Linked DNA regions of Homo sapiens: regions 1, 2 and 3 are each linked to region 4. Evidence: chromatin contacts called from ENCODE Hi-C or POLR2A ChIA-PET data. All regions are on one chromosome and are shown on one strand. Each heading gives the region's core, a stretch centred on a gene start or an enhancer-like site at or near the end of the contact. The rest is flanking DNA. Distances are from core to core; before and after follow the strand shown. Region 1 overlaps BACH2 (BACH transcriptional regulator 2). Region 2 overlaps BACH2 (BACH transcriptional regulator 2). Region 3 overlaps BACH2 (BACH transcriptional regulator 2). Region 4 overlaps CASP8AP2 (caspase 8 associated protein 2).

Region 1 (2,700 bases), core at 67-2,566, 440 kb before region 4:
TCAGCCTCCCAAGTAGCTGGGACTAAAGGTGCACACCACCATGCCTGGCTAATTTTTTTGTAGAGACTGGGTTTCACCATATTGGCCAGGCTGGTCTCGAACTTCTGACCTCAGATGTTCAGGCCGCCTTGGCCTCCCAAAGTGCTGGGATTACAGGCGTGAGCCGCTACGCCCATCCAGAACAACAGGCACTGGGGCCTACTGGAGAGTGGAGAGTGGGAGGAGGGGGAAGAGCAGAAAAAAAAAAACCTATCAGGTACTAGGCTTAGTACCTGGATGACAAAATAATCTGTACGACAAACCCCCATGACGCAAGTTACCCATATCACAAATCTGCACATGTAACCCTGAAGGTAAAAGTTAAGTAAATAATAAAATATTTTACATTTATTTAAAAATTCTAAAATGGTTGTATTTTAAAAGTAAAAACAAATTTTGGTTAGGATTTGAGCTTATTCCATTTTTCTTCTAATTTTCCAAATTAAATGTAAAATGAGAGCATCCCAGGTAGGGGGAGGTAGGGGAGAAACCAAATAATTTTCAAGTCATATTTGAAGAGCAGGTATGTTCTCTCACGATTTACAGTGCAGGTGCATTTTAATTTAACTGCTTTAAATGATGATAAAAATTGTTCAAGTAGAACAAAGCAAAGTTTTAGAAGTGACTTGTAAACAGCCATTCTTAATTTTTTCCTGTTTTCTCTCCACTTATGTGACTTGCATGAATTTCTGAAGCAGTCCTTTCAAATGACACTGCTCCAAACATGTGAATTGCATTCATCAACAAAATCCAGCCTTTTCCTTTGTAGGACAATGTGGGGTCACGGGGCAAGGGGTCTTTTCTTTGTCTAGCCTGGTGCCAAAGCAAAGACTAGTCCTCCCTGCGTTTGGACCCAGTGACATGTTTCCATTTGTCATTGAACACTAGGGGGAGGAACTGTAGCCTCTGAGGTACCCCCATTTGGTCCTCACCCTCTACCAGAGGATTTGCTGCTTCAGCCTCTTCAGTGCCCCAGGTATTTGATGCAAAGATTATGCACTTATGCTGCCAGTTATCAGGGTTGTGTGGGTGTCTTTAGAGGGGTCTCCCCTTAGCATCAGGTCTCAATGACAGAATCTAAATAACACAGGTTACTCATCACGAGTTAAAGATTTTTTCCCTTTTCACATTGATGCTTCTGATATACTTTTATACGTTAGCTGATTGTATGTGCGTACTTTGTGGCTGCAAAGATGCAGCTGGAAAGTGTGTGGGGGTTGTCTGCTTCCTCTGAGGCTGCTACAGGTGGTCAGGTGGGGGCGGCTGTGATAAAGGTACAGCACCCACTTCCGCCAGCTTGTCTTGTGCGCCCTGTAACCCACTGCATGAACCCGAGTGGCACTTCAACCGGATTTTCTTGTTGGCACTTTTATCTTTCACTGCTTCTGACTTGCCTGTTGAGGTTTATGACTAAGGTTGTGATTAAAAATTCCCTTTTTAGGTATGAAAAGTCTTTTCAATTACTTTGTGTTCCTTTTTTTGTTTTGTTTTGTTTTTGTTGTGTGTGGACTTTCTGGGTTTTGTAAAAATGAATCTTAAAAAAATCTTAATATTATGTAAGAGTTAGATAAAGGTTAAGTAGCTAATATATTCTCTCATCAGGGCATAGAATCAACGTATGTTCTTGGAAGATTAAGTGTGTCAAAATGCATTTTATGATGGAAGCACTGTCAGTTGTTTAGAATAGGCATGGAAAAGCCCTTTTCAGAATATTGTCATAAAATCAGACTTGGAAAGGTTTTCGTTTATTCAGTCTGTATTCCCCTATCTGTCTGTTTAATCTCTGCATATTACTGTCCTTGGAGCACGGAGAAACGTGAGCTACCCTTGGAGGTTTATAGTCCCACTGGAAGGGAACTAATGTTTACGCCTGATTATATGATAGGAGCTTTACATGTTCTTATTCAGTCTTTGAGGAAACCTTATAAATAAGATAATAACTTTTTCAGAGAAAGAAGCTGGGGTTCTGAGACATTACCCACTTAGGGGCACCCAGAGGAAAGAGCAAGACCTCCAGCTCCATCACCAGTAATTTCCAGCCTGTGAGCTTCCCTCCACACTCAGTAATTTAAAAAACAACTTGATTTAGGGACATCTAGTAAATATTCTAGAAGTTCAGAGGCAGAAAAGCTAGTTTGCAGCTGAAGTACTCAGATTTCCCACTGGCTGAGTGGGAAATCAGACCCGAGCCTTGACAGTGGGCAGAATTTGTATAGAGGAGCCAAGAGAAGAAGAGTTTCCACACTGTATAAGCCAAATGATGGAAGGTGTAATAACAAAGGAAGGGTGAGCACACAGGTTTAGGAGATGCTGTGTGGGCCAGTCCAGCTGGGAGCCATTACCATTTAACACTTAATGGAGTGCTTACTGTGCTAGGCACTCTTCTAAGTTCTTCACACCTTTTAACTATTCTTATCTTCACAGCAAGCCTTTGCAGGAGATATTATCAAGTCCCTCCTGCCCCCACTTTTTTTAGAAACAGAGTCTTGCTCTGTTGCCCAGGCTGGAGTGCAGTGGTATGATCGTAGCTCATGGTGGCCTCGAACTCCTGGGCTCGAGTGATCCTTTTGCCTTAGCCTCCTGAGTAGCCAGGACTACAGGTGTGTGCCACCATGCCTGGCTAATTTTTTTTCCCCATAGAAACAGGAACTCGTTATGTTA
Region 2 (2,700 bases), core at 33-2,532, 380 kb before region 4:
CAAAGGAGCTGGGAGGAGGAAAGGGGAAGAGAAGAGCGGAAAAGAGAGAGAAAAAGAAACACACAGCTCCAGAGGGACATAGCCTGTGCTTTGCAGTTGCTTGTGTGGATAGAAACCAGATGGTAAGCTGGAACACCCGCTTGGCTATCTGAGGAGCCAAACATATGGTTAATGGTCGGGAGAAATAGCTTTCAGAGCCAGGGCTTTGCTGACTGCCTCATATTACAGATTGTTACAGTGTGTCATTACATTGCCAACCTAAGTGCTTAATACCCACTGCAGGCGCTGGGCATACACTTACAAGAAAGACTTTTAGCTCTTTGCTGGCTCTAAACAGAGAAGTGACATCATAGGGAGGCTGAAAATGTCTGGTGTTGGAGGTGGGGAGAAGGATAATTTTGTAGTGGAAACAACAATTTTTTTTCTTTTTTTTACAAGCCTTCACTCCACTGAAGTCTACTGTTTTCTGAGAACCTTTTAATACTAGACTGGTTCTCTCACTCTCTCAATCTCTCTTGCGTGCACTCTCACTCTCTGTGTCACACACACACACACACACACACACACACACACACACGGAAAGGAAACCGAAATTCACAGCCCAGGCCATGTCCCCCAACTCCAGTGGATTTGACAGGCCTCGTTCACCTGGAAGCCACATCACTGACTCAGAGGCCCTGCATTTGAAGTTTCTGTTTGGGGAGCTTTGGGCAACAGCAGGCCTGTGTTATCTAAGGAACTGCTGAGCCCATTCATCTGCTTTTCACGGCCCGTTTCCTTTTATTTTTAGCCAAATCCGTCAGGCCTGACAGGCGGGTAATTCGAGCCAGAGAAAGGGCAGAGCTCCAGGTCCTTTCCACAAAGCAATTCTTCTCCTCCCTCCTGGGAGGGCTCCAGACTTGGCCTGCTTCAGGCAGATGGATTTGTTGAGTCATGTGAGATCATTTACACAAAAACACAGTGAGGCAGTGGAAATTAAAAAAAAAAAAAAGAAAGAAAAGAAAAAGAGGAGGGTGGGGGAAGAGGAAAGAGGGGAAGCCAGGGGAATGTGCGCTGCCCTGCTGCTGAGGAGCATAGGAATTTTGCAGTGAGGCAGCTAGACTGAGGAATGCCTAGAGTCATTTGTGTATAAGGTAATGTCTAGTTTACAGAGTGGGGCGGGCCAGGCGAGGACGGCGCCTCCAGCAGCTTGCCTCTGTTTAAAAGAAGAAGGTGTTGGGAAACTTTAAAAAAATTTTTAGAGCAACACCCACCAAACAAAGACCACACTGTTGACAGCGTTGGGTTCCAGTAGCGGTAAACTACCAAGGGGCTGGTTTACAGAAAATGAGTTTGCTCTGTGATGTCATACAAGTTTGCTTTGTCCTGACGCCAACATGACACTGAGGCAGCAGAGGAGGGAGAACAGGAAAATTGGAACCGTACTCTTAGTTAATGGTTTCCAGAGATTATTTAGCAGGACTTGAACAGAGGGAGGAAAATATTGTGAAGGATTGCTGCGAGGTGTACCATAATTGCGGTAGGTAAAACAAAGTCATTACTATGGTTTTCTTGCTCAAGAAGGATTGAGCAATGACTTCAAAATGCCAAGTAAGGTATTATTTTTCCCTACCACAGTATTTATTTTCCTTTAGCTTCTGGGGCATTAAAAAAAAAGACCAACTCTCACATCATGGCAAACAGTATTAATGTTAGTGAATCAATTTTGTTTACTGTTTATACCACAAGCCTTTAAAACATTCCATTAAAAAATTGTCTCCCGCTCATTCATGAAATTCTTTTTTTCCTTCAAATTTGCTTACATGCATTAGCTTTGTTTGGATAGGGACTTTTTCCCTTTTTGGCTGGAGTAAAAGAATGCATAAAAGAATAGTGAGTAGATTATCTAAATGTACATTCTTACAACAAATGTAATGAAAATATGCCGCGTGGATGAGAGGGAATATTTGAAAACAGAAAGAAAAACAGAAATGGGGAGCATTTCAAAATAGTCACCCTGATTATCTTTGTTATGATGCATTTCTTCAATTCTGCATTTATTTAGAACCCTATTGTGCAGCTATTTCTTTTAGCCACCCTAGATAGAATGTAGGTCAACATCAACATTGTTCCTCATATTTTGTTGGTATTTTAAAAGTTGAAACATTTTGCAGTTTTTTCCAGAGCTAGATATTCTTAGGTTATTTAGACGGTTTTAGTGACCATAGAACTTCACGTATAAACTCCTTCTGTTAATAGCTACCACTGAATTTTGATAGTAGACACTCAGATCACACCTTGACCTGGAGTAAACAAGGCACTGATGATATTGATGATAACATAGTCCAACACTGAAGCTGTTCCACTTCTTCCAGGCAACTCTGATGGTCTTACTCTGTGTAAGTTACAGCTTTTACTTCGCTCAAGGAGAGAACTGGTAAATTTTTATGGTTGTTAATTGTTTACATTTTGGGGACCCCAAGTTGCATGGTGCCACATTATTATAATGTGATTATGAGTTGGCATGATTTTAAGTCTACCCATATCCTTGAATGTTCCCTCCCCGTCAGGATTTCCCAATCTCAGCACTATTGACATTTTGGACCAGTAATACTTTATTATGGGGTGTGTCCTGTACGTGGTAGGATCTTCAGTAGCATCATTGGTCTCACCCACTAGATGCCAGTAGCACCCTCCCCCGGGTCATGACAACCAAAAATG
Region 3 (2,707 bases), core at 45-2,544, 420 kb before region 4:
GAGAACAGTGTCTTTATTAATGCAGCCTAAGAGTACATTTTTGCAAACCCATCACACTGCCTGTATTGAATCAAGAGGCTGCTGGACCTCCATGTACTGACCATACAGGACCTCACATTTGAGCCTAGTAAACTTGACTATATTCATTTTGGTCTATTTTTAACCTTGTGAGAACTTTTGTAATCCTGTTTCTGGCATCCCTGGTGTTGTGTTTTTGTACCAATACAGCTTCTGGATCATTGTCTCAATCATTGATAAAAATGGGCAAATACAGACTTTCTGTCCAGAGTGATAATCATATCCATTACTTTTGCTTTAGATAAGAGTGTTGCTGTTGATCATCTTTGCCTGGGAAGTTGAATGATAAAGCCAGAAGAAAGCATGCTTTCTGATCATTGTAAGTTTTACTTTTAAGGAAAGAGACTAAAAAAATTTAGCAGGAAATTTAAATTTTATTAATATCATCTCATATACTTTAGAAGATCTAAAACTGTTAAAAGAAACAAAATGGTTTACACTGGAGCCTGGTTATAACCTTTCTTTGGTAGCCCATAGCTGTGGGGCCCATAGCTTTGGGGCCCAAAGCTCTCTTTGATTTGAGTCAGAGACCTTCCCATGTGCCCAGGAATTTTGATTATGGCAGGTGATATTATCAAGTCTTCATCAGATTTGGCTGGAGGGAAAAGCTGTCTGTCACCAAGTTGTGTGAATCTTTGTATTGCTAAAAAGGATACCCGGGCAGTCTTAAAACTGGTGCCTTATGTTATTTGAACTTTAAAATATTGTGATGTTCATGTTTGCTCAGGCTGGCTACTCCAGTTTTGTTACAACATAGTGCTGCTCAGACCATGGTTGAAAGTTTGATGCTAAAAAGCACAGTGTATTTGAGCATAGTCAATTCTAAAAAAAATTTTGTTTTCTTTCTTCCTTCCTTCTCCTTTCCTTTCTTCTTTCTGTCTTGAAATCTGTGGATTGAACTTTCCCACCCCTGGAAAAACAACTCAGAAAGTATATCATGTGTCATCACTATCATCTTCCTTTTATCAGTGCAGGTTTATAGAAAGTGTTCTCATATCATCCTGAATCATTTCTACAAACTATAAAACAAAATTAACTTTCCATTACAATCCTAACAATTGTAATAAATGCTCCTATTAGAAGCTTTTACTTCCATCCTGTGAAGTATATCATGCTGAGGGGAAAGTTGCATCTTCATTAGTCACCCATGACTTACTCCAGGTGTTACCCTCTAAGTTAGAAAGAGAGAGGGCAAAATACCCTGGTGACACATACGTTTTTTAAGGGAAAAAATTCTGAAAGCAAAAGGGTTCTCTCTTTTTTTAATATGACTAGCAAAAGAGTGTTGATTAAGATGTGTCAAGCAGGTGCTGGGTATGTGCTAAACTAATGGTTTTCAGAGTACTGAGTGGCTATTTTTAAATGTTTCTATATCATTCTCAGTTAAGCTGCTGGATGAAAAGTACAAAAGGCTAAAAATATTTACAGTTTCAGTAATGTCTGTTTTAAAAGAAACCATCCGCGTCTATGGCCACACCACCCTGAACGTGCCTGATCTTGTCTAAAAGAAACCATCCTGTGTGATTTTTCTTTATTTCCATTTGAAGGAAAAGAATATTATGGCTTACAGAGAAGTGGTTGAAAGCAGTTTGTTCAACACTGAGGTTTTTAGGAAAAAATGGCCATCAAAAGGACAGTAAGTTGGGTTACAAATCATCAGGATTAAAAAAAAAAAGTTGATTATTATTCCTTGTACTATATTATTATTACTATTTTTGTATTATTAACTGTAGTTCCAACTGAAAATAGTATTATCTTTGAAACTTTTTGTATGGAGTTAGGAGACAAGTTGCTGGTATCAGATTACTTGGGCCTATATCTCAGCTCTATCCCTTGGATATGTGATCCTGGATAAATTGTTTAACCTCTTTGTGCCTCAGTGTACCCATCTGTAAAACAGAATAATAATAGTGCCTTCCTGCTAAGGTTGTTGTGATTAAATGAGATGATGCTCTGCCTAACATGGTAAGTACTCAGTAAATGTTTGTTATGCTTATTTTTTTCATTTAAAAAAATTTTTGGTTAAATGAACACATTTATTCTCTTAACCATTTTTGAGTATATAACTCAGTAATATTAGCTATATTTACATTGTAGTGTAACAAATCTTTAGAATTTTTCATCTGGCAAAACTGAAATGTTTATTATGTTTTAAAAGCTCATTTTTCTTCAGAGTCAGTTACACAGCTGTGTGGACGTAACACAGGAATGCAAGCACCATTGGGGCAGGGAGTTTAGACTCTTCTGTTCACTGCTGTATCACAAGTGCCACAATCAGCATCTGGCCCATAACAGGGCTCAATCAATATCTGTCGAATGAATGAATGAATGAATGAATGAACAGTGAGGCTTCATTTGACAAACTACATGTGTGTTTGAAAATTATTTCTTAAATGGTAAATCCATTTTTATGAGTGATTTTAAGTATACATGGAAAGTTGACTCCTTTCGGAGGGTGAAGTGATTTCTAAAACAACTGTTTTGTAATTATTTAGCAGTTCTGGCTTTGGTAGGTCAACTTTTCTTAAACTGGAAAAAAAAATAGTATTCTTAGTGTAGATTGCAAAAGGAAAGAGGATATGTTAGATGATTTGCCCAAAATTTAAACAGGATTCGCTTTTTAAATTCA
Region 4 (2,700 bases), core at 201-2,700:
AGACCTTGTCTCAAAACAGACAAACAAACAAATGCTAACATTAATAAACACATTCCTGTAGGTACAAACTCACCAAGTCCAAAACAAGAGATCATCTTTCCATCCATATCTGCTCACCTCCTCATTTCTCTAATTTCTTGGAGTAGCACTAACATTCCCTAACAGACTACTGATTTACTGATGCTACCTCTGAAATATTTCTCCCATTTATTCCCATTCTTGCCATTTCGATTTGTTTCAGGACCCCACTATAGCTACCTAATTATTTCCCCACTCCAAATACATGCTACGCACAACTACTGGGTTAGTTCTACCGCAATCCTGCTCAAAAACTTTCCGTTACTTCCCAATTTCTATAAAGTACAAATTCCTTATCCTGACTGGGTGCAGTGGCTCATGCCTATAATCCCAGCACTTTGGGAGGCCAAGGCAGGTGGATTACGAGGTCAAGAGATCGAGACCATCGTGGCCAACATGGTGAAACCCTACCTCTATTAAAAATACAAAAAAATTAGCTGGGCATGGTGGTGCATGTCTGTAGTCCCAACTGCTGGAGGCTGAGGCAGGAGAATTGCTTGAACCCAGGAAGGGGAGGTTGCAGTGAGCCGAGGTTGTGCCACACAGCTAGACTCCATTAAAAAAAAAAAAAAACTTCCTTATCCTGACATAGACTGACACCTACCATTCTAGCTCCATTATTCACTATCTCAAGGTTTCCAAAATCCCAAGGTTCAATTAAATTAGGCTCACATTGGCGAACACTTCTTGACACGATCTCCCCACATCTGTTCCCCACCACATCTGTCTATAAGTTCACAATCAAGTATGGGTGTGAACACCTACAGAATAGAACATGGGAAGGCAAGATCAGAATGTGAGAATAAAGTTTAGGAAGTCACAGGCCCCGAGGCTGCAGTGAGCCAAGATCGTGCCACTGCACTCCAGCCTAGGTGACAGTGAGACTCTCTCAAAAAAAAAAAAATAAAGGTCAGGGGATGTATTATGTGATTAAGATACTTGGATTCCATCCAGAAGGGAATGGGGGAACCAGTGAAGGTTTTTAAAGTAGGGCAATATAATGATCAAATCTGCATCTTAGATGTTTAACTCTGGCAAGAGTCTGGAAAATATGAGTGGGAAGGGAGATAGAAAAGGCTACCAAAACAAAGCAGAAGACAACGAGGTGTCACTGTAAGTTCTTAGTAGTGGAAATAAAAATAAGAAACAGATCTTGGCTGGGCACGGTGGTTCATGCCTGTAATCCCAACATTCTGGGAGGCTGAGGCAGGAGGACTTCTTATGCCCAGGAGTTCAAGACCAGCCTGGGCAACACAGTGAGACTCCATATCTACAAAAAAAAGAAAAGTTAGCTGGGTGTGGTGGCACATGCTTCCGGAGGCTGCAGTGAGCTGTGATTGCACTGCTGCACTCCAGCCTGGGTCAAAGAGCGAGACTGTCTCAAAACCAAACCAAAAAACCCACAAAACACTAAAAACAGATCTGAGAGGTAGTCAACAAGATTTAATGGAAAGTGTATTCAAATGGACAGTCTTCCCCCATTTCAAATTGTTCTTCAAACCTCAGCATGAGTTGTCTTTTAAAAATGCAAACATGATCGTGTTCCCAACTCTGCTTAAACACTTCAGTGCTTAGGCTGGATGTGGTGGCTCACGCCTGTAATCCTAGCACTTTGGGAGGCTGAGGCAGGCGATCACCTGAGGTGGGTGATCATCTGAGGTCAGGAGATCACCTGAGGTCAGGAGTTCGAGACCAGCCTACGTCATCTCTACTAAAAATACGAAAATTAGCCAGCCGTGGTGGCGCATGCCTATAATTCCAGCTACCTGGAAGGCTGAGGCAGGAGAATTTCTGGAAGCTGGGAGGCGGAGGCTGCAGTTAGCCGAGATCACGCCACTGCACTCCAGTCTGGGGGACAGGAGACTTCGTCTCAAAAGAAAAAAAACAAAAAACAAAAAAAACCCCACCAAAAAGCCCTTCAGTGCTTCCTGCTGATTTCAGGATAAAAAACAAATTTTGAGGCCAGGCGCAGTGGCTCACGCCTGTAATCCCAGCACTTTGGAAAGCCGAGGTGGGCAGATCAACTTTGTTCAGGAGTTCGAGACCAGCCTGGCCAACACGGTGAAACGCCATCTCTACTAAAAATACAAAAATTGGCCAGACATGGTGGCACACACCTGTAATCCCAGCTACTTGGGAGGGTGAGGCAGGAGAATCACTTGAACCTGAAAGGAGGAGGTTGCAGTGAGCCGAGATCATGCCACTGAACTCCAGCCTGGGCAACAAAGAGAGACTCCATCTCAAAAAAAAAAGGAAATATGCACTTTTTTTTTTGAGACAGAGTCTCACTCTGTCACCCAGGCTGGAGGGCAGCGGCACAATCTCTGCTCACTGCAACCTCTGCCCTCCGAGTTCAAGCGATTCTCCTGCCTCAGCCTCCTCAGTAGCTGGGATTACAGGGGCCTGCTGCCGCGCCCAGCTAATTTTTTGTATTTTTAGTAGAGACAGGGTTTCACCATCTTGGCCAGGCTGGTCTTGAACTCCTGACCTTATGATCCACCCGCCTCGGCCTCCCAAAGTGCTGGGATCACAGGCGTGCACTACCGCACCCAGCCCTATATATACACTTTTAATGTGTAACTTTTGTATGCTGAATGGTACTTTTTTTTTTTTTTTGCTTTT

What was found. Hi-C counts contacts between places; a loop is a spot of excess contacts on that map. ChIA-PET counts read pairs that join two places held with the same protein, here RNA polymerase II (POLR2A). Pooled maps may share reads with other maps.
Region 1: a loop to region 4 is called in a pooled map, with 4 times the contacts of the local background. The contact joins two enhancer-like sites. A Hi-C loop is called at or near these places in 2 of 168 maps with a recorded cell type or tissue (GM12878 and natural killer cell), 25 of 37 single-sample maps with no recorded cell type and 10 of 50 pooled maps. POLR2A ChIA-PET finds 5 or more read pairs at or near these places in 7 of 52 experiments (B cell, CD4-positive, alpha-beta T cell, H1 and 4 more).
Region 2: a pooled map shows a loop between it and region 4 (3-fold over the local background). The contact joins two enhancer-like sites. A Hi-C loop is called at or near these places in 4 of 168 maps with a recorded cell type or tissue (B cell, ascending aorta, sigmoid colon and 1 more) and 12 of 50 pooled maps. POLR2A ChIA-PET finds 5 or more read pairs at or near these places in 5 of 52 experiments (AG04450, MCF 10A, T-cell and 2 more).
Region 3: a map with no recorded cell type shows a loop between it and region 4 (15-fold over the local background). The contact joins two enhancer-like sites. A Hi-C loop is called at or near these places in 2 of 37 single-sample maps with no recorded cell type and 4 of 50 pooled maps. POLR2A ChIA-PET finds 5 or more read pairs at or near these places in 2 of 52 experiments (Panc1 and activated T-cell).

Annotation. Positions count from the first base shown.
Region 1 is chr6:90,273,172-90,275,871 of GRCh38, reverse strand. The region is part of intron 1 of BACH2 (BACH transcriptional regulator 2); the gene reads left to right. Among named protein-coding and RNA genes, the nearest start is that of BACH2, 22 kb to the left of the region's middle. Within about 2 kb of position 1,316, at least 4 of the 41 ENCODE cell types and tissues checked have a DNase peak (open chromatin) inside an H3K27ac peak, as active enhancers do; they include B cell, where a contact is called at or near this core.
Region 2 is chr6:90,216,798-90,219,497 of GRCh38, reverse strand. The region is part of intron 3 of BACH2 (BACH transcriptional regulator 2); the gene reads left to right. Among named protein-coding and RNA genes, the nearest start is that of BACH2, 79 kb to the left of the region's middle. RefSeq lists an enhancer at 1,131-1,789. Within about 2 kb of position 1,282, at least 38 of the 41 ENCODE cell types and tissues checked have a DNase peak (open chromatin) inside an H3K27ac peak, as active enhancers do; they include B cell, where a contact is called at or near this core.
Region 3 is chr6:90,250,203-90,252,909 of GRCh38, reverse strand. BACH2 (BACH transcriptional regulator 2) reads left to right here. Exons shown (of 9, transcript NM_021813.4): 3 at 320-397. Among named protein-coding and RNA genes, the nearest start is that of BACH2, 45 kb to the left of the region's middle. RefSeq lists an enhancer at 1,226-1,315. Within about 2 kb of position 1,294, at least 3 of the 41 ENCODE cell types and tissues checked have a DNase peak (open chromatin) inside an H3K27ac peak, as active enhancers do.
Region 4 is chr6:89,834,066-89,836,765 of GRCh38, reverse strand. The region is part of intron 1 of CASP8AP2 (caspase 8 associated protein 2); the gene reads right to left. Among named protein-coding and RNA genes, the nearest start is that of CASP8AP2, 5.5 kb to the right of the region's middle. Within about 2 kb of position 1,450, at least 6 of the 41 ENCODE cell types and tissues checked have a DNase peak (open chromatin) inside an H3K27ac peak, as active enhancers do; they include B cell, where a contact is called at or near this core.